Linked DNA regions of Mus musculus: region 2 is linked to region 1. The links are chromatin contacts, found by Hi-C in ENCODE. All regions are on one chromosome and are shown on one strand. Each heading gives the region's core, a stretch centred on a gene start or an enhancer-like site at or near the end of the contact. The rest is flanking DNA. Distances are from core to core; before and after follow the strand shown. Region 1 holds the start of Hmx2 (H6 homeobox 2). Region 2 holds the start of Ebf3 (early B cell factor 3).

The links. A loop is a pair of places that touch in the nucleus more often than their neighbours do.
Region 2: a loop to region 1 is called in a map of left cerebral cortex, with 12 times the contacts of the local background. The contact joins the promoter of Ebf3 here to the promoter of Hmx2 in region 1. A Hi-C loop is called at or near these places in 5 of 37 maps with a recorded cell type or tissue (ES-E14 and left cerebral cortex).

Annotation. Positions count from the first base shown.
Region 1 is chr7:131,552,411-131,557,285 of GRCm38, reverse strand. It overlaps Hmx2 (H6 homeobox 2), which reads right to left and starts at 2,993. Exons shown (of 2, transcript NM_145998.4): 1 at 2,712-2,993; 2 at 1-1,859. The coding sequence starts at 2,979. The coding sequence ends at 1,306.
Region 2 is chr7:137,312,408-137,317,282 of GRCm38, reverse strand. Ebf3 (early B cell factor 3) reads left to right here and starts at 2,838. Exons shown (of 16, transcript NM_001113414.1): 1 at 2,838-3,503; 2 at 3,609-3,765; 3 at 4,127-4,190. The coding sequence starts at 3,370.

The sequences.
Region 1 (4,875 bases), core at 1,744-4,243:
GCCAGTGATCCGACCTTTTTGTCATTCACGGGCAAATTTAACAACTACAAAAAGAAACTAGGGAAGCGCCCGTGTCATCTGCTCCACGAATCCCTCCAACGAAATCTGACCCTTAGGCATCACTTCCCGCTCTGCGCAGAACTCTCGCAACTGTGTCACCAGCGGGAGACCCCTGCGAGGGCTGCAAGCCAGTCGCCTGTGGCTCTGGAACCCAAGCGGACGCTTTCTCTCACCCCACGTTTTACTCCGCGCAGGAGGACGCCAAGAACGCCAAGAGCTCCGGCCTTTCGCGGCGTGCCCAGCTTTCGTCTAGCCCAAAACAGCCCAGTATCGGGGAGATGTTCACCTCCTTGCTTGGCTCATTCCCAGAGGCGACCGGGTCAGCAGCCAGGCTCCTGGCTTTGTCTTTCGCTGCGCGGGGCTGTGGATCTGGATTCCATCTCGAGTGCACCCCAACCCGCACACCTGGGTCGTGGGAACTGTGCTGTTCCTGTAAGCAGCCCCAGTCACGTGCTGCCTGGGCAGCCCCAATATCCCGACCTTTAACCTCTGAGCCCAGCCCCACCCACACGTGGTGAGAGCAGAACCTTGGGGGCTGAGGGAGGAGACAGAATCCTGCATGCTCTGGCAAAAAAAAAAAAAAAAATCCAGAAACTCCTCTGCCGCTGTCTCCTGGGACAATCCATCCCTCCAAAGTTAGCAACCATGTTTAAAACGTTTTATTTTTTTCTCTTTAAAAATATTTACAGATCTGTACTCTCCTCGTTTTGCCCCTACCCATCCTCAAGATGAAGGGAATAAAGAGAAGTGATTAGTTCAACGACCAAAGCCCTAGTTGGTTCGGCTCGGCTGAGCTTGTGTCCTACCACATTTTCTATATACAGGTGTATATATGGGAGAAAGACTGCCTGGTTCTGTTGGTGGTTTTTCTGATGTTTTTTTTTTTTTCTTGCTACTGGTCAAAACCGACCTAATCAAAACCCCACTTCCCACCACCACCCGAGAGCCTCCCCTTCCAAAATAGTTTCAAACGCGAGTTGTTTGGTTTTGTGTAGAAAGCAGGTGCTCTGGCGTGAGGAATGCAGATAAATACTCAAAACAAAACAAAACAAAATAAAACAAAACAAAACAAAAGGTAGGAAAGAGGCCATAAATAAGACATAACGAATACACATGGTGTATTTCTTAATATTTCTGGACACGCGCCGCTCTGCTCCGGAGCTCTGCGAAGGATCCCGACCGCGCCGGGCTATGCAGGCAGCTGCAGGCGACCAGGGGCGTCCCGGGAGCCGGCGGGCGAGCATGTCAGTAGTCAAGCTTGTTGTACAGGTTGTAGAGCGGTAAGGCCGAGAGATTGCTGCTCGGGTAATAAAGCGGAGCCGGGAAGGCCAGAGAGCGCGGCACCGGCACTCGCAGCAGCGAACTGTCCCGAAACACGAGCGGCATGCCCACGAGAGTCTGCGCCGACGCGTGTGCCATGTTGGCTGCCTCAAGCTCGGCTGAGAGCTGCCGCTTCCACTTGTTGCGGCGATTCTGGAACCAAGTCTTAACCTGGGTCTCGGTGAGCTGCAGGCTGGAGGCGAGGCAAGCGCGCTCCGAGCTGCTCAGGTAGCGTTTCATGTCGAAGGTAGACTCGAGCTGGTACACTTGGCTGCGGGAGAAGACGGTGCGCGTCTTCTTCTTGGCCGCTCCGGTTTGGCGCTCCGCACCGCCGTCCCGTGGCCGCTCCGGGCCCGGAGAAGGCGAGCCCGCCGGCAAAAGCCTCTCCTTCTCTTCCTTAAAGTCCGGGTGAGAAGGAGAAAGGAATGGCGTGCGCTCCGAGGCCGCAGGCCCTGCGCCTCCGCTGCCCTTGGGGGTACCTGAAGAGTGAGCACAAACAGAATGACCATGGAGTTGATGAGCCTTAAAGACTCTCAGCTCTGCCGGGGACAAGGAGGTTGACTGATGCCTGCATCCTTGATTCCCCTATTGCTAACCCTTTCCTTTTCTACTGCGTCCTGCTAGCGCCCAAAGTCCAGAGCCTCGGCCTTTCAAAGCAGCAGAAGAGGGTTCCATATAATCCGAGCTGGAGGGTCTCCTTCCACTCTTATAAAAGTAAACGTGGTACCGGGTCTGGAATGGGGACATTAACACCATTTTTTAAAGGTGATTTTTGCCTTTGAGGACTGAGCTCTACAAGGTAGCATCATTTTACAGGCCGTTTTCTTTGAGAGTCGGGCTAATTTTATTCATAACTCCTTGGCTGTCCTCCGTTAGCTTTTACCTCTCTGAAACTCAGCACTGTCAATCATTTTAGAGTACTAATCACTTCGAGAAGAGGCCGAGAGGAGGGAAAAGACATAGAGCCTGCAGGACTGACAGAACACCCAAACCAGACCTGCAGAACTAAGTCAGGACAGAAAGTACCCGGCGTGCGAAACCATTTTGGCCAGCATTGTGTACCGCCCGCAGAGTTCCTGGCCCACTCTGGTTCACCCTCCTTCCCCTTACCCAGTCTTCCCCTTACCGCCCCAATATTCCTCTACTTCTCCCCAGCGCCGGCCCTTCCGGCCTTTTCGAGAATGCACCATGGGTGCGTAGTCCCCTCCCCTTAGCCTGGACCACTAGCGGCCCGGCTGTGACCCGGGGATGCCCTGCTCCGCGTCTCCGACAATCACACACCGCATCGGCTCACGCTCACTCGGGCCAGACTCCCGACCTGCGATCCTTACCCAGGCAAGGGAAAGGGATGGGGGTATGGTGCTTAGGGCTTGGCTCCTTGGGGCCGTGCGGATCTGGGCAGAAGCAAGCCGGAGCCTTCCAACCTTCCTCCGGCTCCTCCTCCTCCGAGGACACAGACAGGCTGCGTTTCCTGGCTGGCCACCCGGCGGGCTCCCGCGGTGCCTCGGAGGGGCCCCCGCCCAGGATGGACTGGATGGTGAAGCTGGAGACGCCACCGGCCGCCGGACATCCCTTCCCCACATCTTCCTTGCTGCCCATCCTGGGTTCATAAGAAATCGGAGGAAACCAAGAACTCCCTTTAGAGCGGGGCTGGGTGGAAGGTGGTGCGGGCAGGCGGGCGGGGGGAGGGGCGGGAGGGAAAGCAAGGGGAGGGGGCTACGAGGCTGGCGAGGCGTCCCTTCTGCTCCAGGACGCGCAGGCACCGGACCGCTGTGCGCGGGTCCCTGCCGGCCCGGCTCTGGGTGAGCCCGCCCAGCCCCGGTGCCAATGTCCCTTCCTCGTTTGACAACTCCACCGGTCTCCAGCGACGCGGAGGCTGCGCGGCCTCATTTGCATAGAGGTTACCCGGCCGCGGCCAATCGCAGCGCCGCGGAGCGGCCCCGGAATTTTTTAAAAAGCTGGGGCCGAGCACGCAGCACCGGGAAGCTCCGGGAGCAAGCCTAGACGCGCACTCGCATCAGCTCTGTCCAGCCCGTAACATCTGGGGCTGAAGGCAGCTTAGATTGCAGCCTGTGTTCCTGGTCTTTGCCTTGCCTCTCCAGAAACGAGAACAGCGCCCGGGGTCGAGCTGGTGGGGCTCTCTCACATCCAAGATGCACACCATAGGCTGCTGCCACCCTCCCCAGTCCTCAACCCCTTCTAGCCTCTTGGGAACTAACAGCGCTCTACGAGTCTTCTCCCGCTGCGTTGGGGATTGACAGTATGTGGCTCTCCGCTGGGAGACACAGGAGCAAAGAAATTCTACAGCTCTGGACCTGAAGACCCCGCTGACTAAAGGGGGCAGAGGATTTTGGAAACAGAGTAGCCCCCAAATGTCCCGAGGTTCCGGCTCACATTCCAGCAAACGCCATTTGCACTGTGTGAACTTGAACAAGTCTGGTCCCAGTAGAAGCATCCCTGCCCCCTGGCAAACTTCTTAGTGTCGCCTGCCCCCATTCTCTGGTTGTGATGATGTGTCAGCTAGAAACCTATAAACTCTCAGAGTGCAGAATAGTTATTTCCTAATCCTTGACCGAATACCACACAGCTCGCCTTCCCACACTGCAGCTAAACTCATTTACTTTATTTTGCTGGTAAATACTGGCGGTCTCAAAATGGCTACGCTGCTTCTGGAAGGAAACGAAGTAGGTAGGTATGGGGACTTTTTAGAATTGGACAGGATCCTGTTAAATATAGGTAGGGTGTCTTTGGGCAAGATATGTACACTTTCCACGCCTCGTTTTCCCCATCCTAAAATTATTTGAAGTGTTGCTTTCCTTTCAGAGGTCAAGGTACAGCTTTATAAAACCTGACTCTCTCCTTCCTTCTTGTGGCCTCTCCCTAAGCCCTGACTCTTGCTTGTTTAATCCCTAGAGCACCTGTTACCTGATCTAGAGTCATCTCAACAAAGCAAGCAAAGGGATTTGAGGCGACAGTTATCTACACAAGCTTTATGGAAAGGAACGAGACCCAAAGCTTCCAGCCAAACCTGGCTGCACCCTTAAGGTCCCAGAAACCCTGTTCCCTTCCTTAGACACATGCCAGAAGATCCAAGAGTGAAGAGAGACTGTAGAGTCGGTCCCCACAAATGTCCAGCCTGCACCGTGACGGTGCAGTTCCTCGCCTGCACCGCTCCCGGGTTATTGAGTAAAGCGCTTATAATATCATTAGCCTCACTGAGTTACCGACTGCGGCCCTGCCCGTGGCAGAACTCTCCCTACTTAACTCCTCAAAGGGCTCGTTAATGGGCTAATTGATTAGGGGTCGGTGGCGCAGCCGGGACGGGGCAGGGGAGGGAGCGGAGGGCCAGGAGGCTGCGCGCCCAGGCCCGGGAGGCTGGCGAGGGGCAGGTGCCGGCCTCCGTCACCGCATTAACCTCTTCAGGGCTCTGCGGCGGGGTCGAGACACATTACAAATGGTCAGCTTTAATCATGGTGTCAGCTCATTAACCCGGAA
Region 2 (4,875 bases), core at 1,589-4,088, 5.8 Mb before region 1:
TCTGACCTTTAGGAGAGGTCTGGGAGAATGGTTAGGTCACTGACCAGAGCGCGTCCGCGCAACTTCCAAAGTACCAGCCAGCTCTTGCGTACTCCCCTTTTGGATTCTGGCTGCCTGATTGTCCAAGGAACTGAGAGGGGTGGAGCAGGCTCCTGAGGGAGGTGCTCCCAGACTCTTGGAAGGCTCTAGGGATTTTGATCCGCAGCCCCTCCCCCACCCTCTGGCCTAGGTGCTCTGTCCCTCGCTGCCTATCAAATCGAAAATCTGAGGGTGGCATGGGGTGGGGGCTGCCCACCCAGGCTCCTCTGCAGCAGGCTAGGGTGGAGACCCTTCCTGGACGGCTAGACCTTGTGCTCACAGCTCAGAGCCAGCCGTAGAGTGACAAAAAAGATAAAGTTGGTGAATGATAAAGACCGTATTTTCCACGCTTTGGGTGCGCGACCAGATGATGTAGAAAATGAGCTGAAATGGATTCAGCCCCCGAGCCTGTTGTGAGACAGCTGATTCCCCCATTTCGGGCCAGATGGCTGCCGAACACAGATTTGCATTCATTTTCGCTTAATATCGTCCAAAATAGCGGGGCAGCTGCATTTGTTGTCAAAAAGGTTTAAAACCCCCTTTCTTTCTGGGGCAGGATCGTTACCTTATGTGATGGGCTTATGGAACTTTTTCTCCCCCTCTTTAGTCAACAGTATCAGATTTAGAAGGATTTGCTTTTAAACCTTCTAATTTGGTAATCAGATTTAAATCGCCTTGGCGCGTGTAATCTGAATTAAAGATACTGTAAATGATTTTAAGCATGACACTTGCCTTAGCGCAAGGACGGGCACCTCCAGCCCAGGCTGGACATTTTAGGAAGTGTGCTACAAAGCGAGCATTGTACCCCTTTCCCAACTTCATCTCTGCCTAAAAAGGCATTTAGCATATTCTGTCATTGACGCTGGCCCTGTCGCTCACCCAGTGTGAGCTCCCAAGCTTTGGAACACACAGAGACAAAGCATCTCTCAACCTCACCCTCCACCCATGGCCAACTTTATTCTGTGTTGTCTTTCCAGGAGCAAAGTGTTACCTCTTGCATGGGGGGTCTGATGTAAGTGGAAAATGCTGGGCTTATTAGGAATACAGAAATTTTCTTTTAATTTATCGTGAGGAGTTTCCATACACTTTGATTTAAGGTTATTAACATTCTATAGACAGTGGCATTTTTAATATGTGGCGATCGCTTCTAAAGACTAATCTCATTACCCTCAAATAGTCATAAAATATGATTTTATTATACTTACGTATTTAATTAGACGGCCGGCCCCGTAATGGATTTTGAGATGGGACTGGCGCAACAGCTTTGATAATTCACTTATCTTTGGCAATAGTCATTAACCCCCAACACCAGCAAAATAGATTGCTTTCCAGCACATCTTTTCTCTCACCCCTTCCAAGTAGCGTGTGGGGGGTCCCCAGATAACGTAAATCGGACTTCGATTTTCCCGATTAATTAAAATATTAACGCACACACACCACCAATTCACAAAAAAAGGAAGAGCTACCCCAGGCCCGGCGGGAAGAGGCTGCCCTGCGACACTTGCGCCCAGAAACCTTTTCTTTTTCTTCTTCTTTTAAAACCAGAAGGGCCTTATTTCTCGTGGCAGGAAAGAGCCTGGGACATCTCCAGGTCGTCCCTTGGGCCTCTGTCGCGCGTCGCACAGATCTCCTTTGGGTGGGCCGAGCGCCTGGGAACCGAATCCGGGCCTCCCGAGCTGGGCCTCCGAGCCCACGCGCTGCCGGCTCCCAGCTGCCCTCCCGGTTCCTCGAAACCAGGTCGGGAAGCCGCAGGGCGCGCGCTCACCCAGGCTGGGAGGCGCAGAGGGCAGGGTCCCTGGCGCCCGCAGTGTCTGCTCTGCTTTTCAGGCGGTTGGAGGTGGGGAGATCTGGCCACCGCACGGACCATGTAACAGGCTGGACACCAGCTCCGGGTCGCCGGAGAGGCTGAGCGCTCTTTCCGTCGGCCCAGAGAGGGCCCAGCCTTCTTTGTCACTGCCGCACCCAAGAACAGGCCAGGGACCCGAAACTCCTGTGGCCACCGGAGGGAGAGGGGGCATCTGGAGGAACCTGTCTCCGACGTGGACCCCGGCCCTGTATTCAGCAGGCTTTGCCGGGGTAGAAAGCATGGGACACCCAGCGGGGCTCAGATGTGGGCACACTGGCCCTTCAGCAGCCTTAGGTCTGCCTAGAAATCAGACTGAGCTGCGCCTCTTGCCCTGGTGGCGGCAGGGAGTGTGGATCCCTAGAAGGGGCATTAGGTACCCTCTTCTCCCAGCCCCTTGTTGTCCCTCCCTCTCCTGGAATCTCCTCCCGCGCGCCTTTCCAGCCTCTTCCTGCTGTTCTCTTTGGGACACCCCAGAGCCAGTGCTGCCCTGGTATTTATTGCATGCGTGTGGGCGACTTGGGGCGCTCCTCCTCCGACCCACGGTGTTTTGACTGTGTGGCAGGTCTTGTGGGCAGGTATAACGGGCCAAGCAGCACTTATGCACTGGCTGCGCTCGCTTCTTTGCGAGATTTATTTGAGCGGGTGGTAACTTCCTCGGCCGCGGCTGGGCTTGTGGAGCCGTGGCGCGTGGCCGGGGGCGGTGGTGGCGCTCGGTGGCGCTCGGAGGCGGCGGGGCTCGCTGGGCTCGCGGGGCTCGGGCCGGCTCGCGGCGCCGTCAGGCAGTCAGTCGGCGAGCGCGGCGGCGGCGGCGGCGAGGGGCGCGGCGAGGGGCGGCCGCTCCCATATATGGCGCAGGCGCCGCCCCCCGACGTCACCCTCTGACAGCGCCGCTCCCGGGGGCTTCGAGTTTTGGCTCCCGGGAAAGGGTCCATTCCTCGGGGAGAGAGGGCTGAGTTTTGTGCGCCTCCGTCCGCTGCGCGCGCCGCTCCAGGCCCCGCCGCGCCCCGCCTGCGCCCGGGACTGCGCCGCGGCACTCACTGCCCCGTTTATTTGTCTTTGGAGCAGGCGGGCCGCGCCAGAAGCGGGCGATCCCGCAGTGTCCTGCAGCCGCGGACGCCGCCTGGCTAGGATGACACCACGTTGAGCGCGCCTGCAAACAACAACAACAACAAGCGCCGCCGCGGCCACCGCGTCCACCGCGCCCTGCTCCTCCGAAGCGTCGCGTCGCCACCGGTGCAGCCCGCCCGCGTCCCCGGCCGTCCGCAGCGCCCGGCCGCCGGTGTATGCGGCGCCTGCCCGGGACGGGCTGAAGCCGGCGGCGGGCCGCACCGCAGGCGCCGAGCAGGGCCAGGGCGGCCAGGGCAGCCTCCTGCCGCCGAGCCCCGAGCGCCGCCGACCGCGGACGCGCTTTCGGCCGGGAGTCGCGGCCGCCGCCAGCAGTGTTCATGTTTGGGATTCAGGAGAATATTCCGCGCGGGGGGACGACCATGAAGGAGGAGCCGCTGGGCAGCGGCATGAACCCGGTGCGCTCGTGGATGCACACGGCAGGCGTGGTGGACGCCAACACGGCCGCCCAGAGGTACGTACCGGCCGCCCCCGCGCGCCTTGGCCCCGGCCCGGCCCGGCCCCCTCCTCCGGCCAGCGCCGCGCTGCTCACCGGGCCGCTGTCCCTTTCCTCCTGCAGCGGCGTGGGGCTGGCGCGGGCGCACTTCGAGAAGCAGCCTCCTTCCAACCTCCGGAAATCCAATTTCTTCCACTTCGTGCTGGCGCTCTACGACAGGCAGGGGCAGCCGGTGGAGATCGAAAGGACCGCTTTTGTGGACTTTGTGGAGAAAGAGAAAGTAAGTGTACACCGGCGATCGCACCCTCCCTCTCCAGGAGTAGGGGGCAGTTGGTGCCCGCGCATGGGGTCCGAGTGCCCCCCTCGGTGGCGGGAGCGCTCCGCCGGGCGACCCCGCCGCCACGTGCGGTCGCACAGGCCCCGCCAAGGGCCGAACAACTTCTCTGTGCCCTCGGACTCACTGGGGGCGAGGGGGAACGCTGGGCTTGCGGCAGGAAAAGTGACATCACCGCGTAGCTGCGAGCCAGGAATCCTGCCTGCAGCGTGTGAGGCCGAGGGGCCTCGGTCCTGGAGGGGGACCGAGCGCGGTGACCGCGCCAGACGCGGCCACGCTAAATGCAATTATTTATCGTTGCTTTCAGGAGCCGAACAACGAGAAAACCAACAACGGCATTCACTACAAGCTGCAGCTACTGTACAGCAATGGTGAGTACCACTGCTTGCTGACTGCCCTTTCGCCCTGAGCGCTGGCTCTCCCTTCCCTCGATGGTTTCAGGACATAAAGATTTTGAGATTAAAATGACATGGGTGTAAACACGAAATCTTCTCATGGCATAGAAGGAAAACAAAACATAAACGATCGATAAGTCGATGGCACTTCACATGATTAACCGGTGGGGCTTGAAGTAGAAAGTAAAAGGAGGATCGATAAGGGCGCCTGCAGAACAGCACTTTTAAGGGACTTTTTTCAGTTTTGCAAATTAATGTTAATTATTGGGATGAGGGTAGCTGCATAAGCCGAGCATAACTTACTGCCTGTGCACGGTTTAGAAAGGAAAGGACCTTCGAGAGTAGAAAGGAGTTTGGACTCTGTTTCTATAGGTGCACTCTCTTTTTGAAAAATAAATGACCATATGGGCCCAGAGCTGCACTCTTGGCCTGCTCACTGCTAGGCAGACTTCTTACACCTTCATATGGGAACCGCAAGAGTCCCAAGACTTTTAATTAAGAAAAGAAAACAGTGAGAAGCGACTGGGGTTTTCTGTTTCCCTCCCAATATTGTAGGGATTGCCTTAAAGTGGTCCCAGGCACTGGCTCGCCCAGGCCCGGGCGTCCCTCCTGAGGTTCAGGCTAAAAGCTTGTTGAGAGTTTGTCTGCTTTTTTCCCCTCA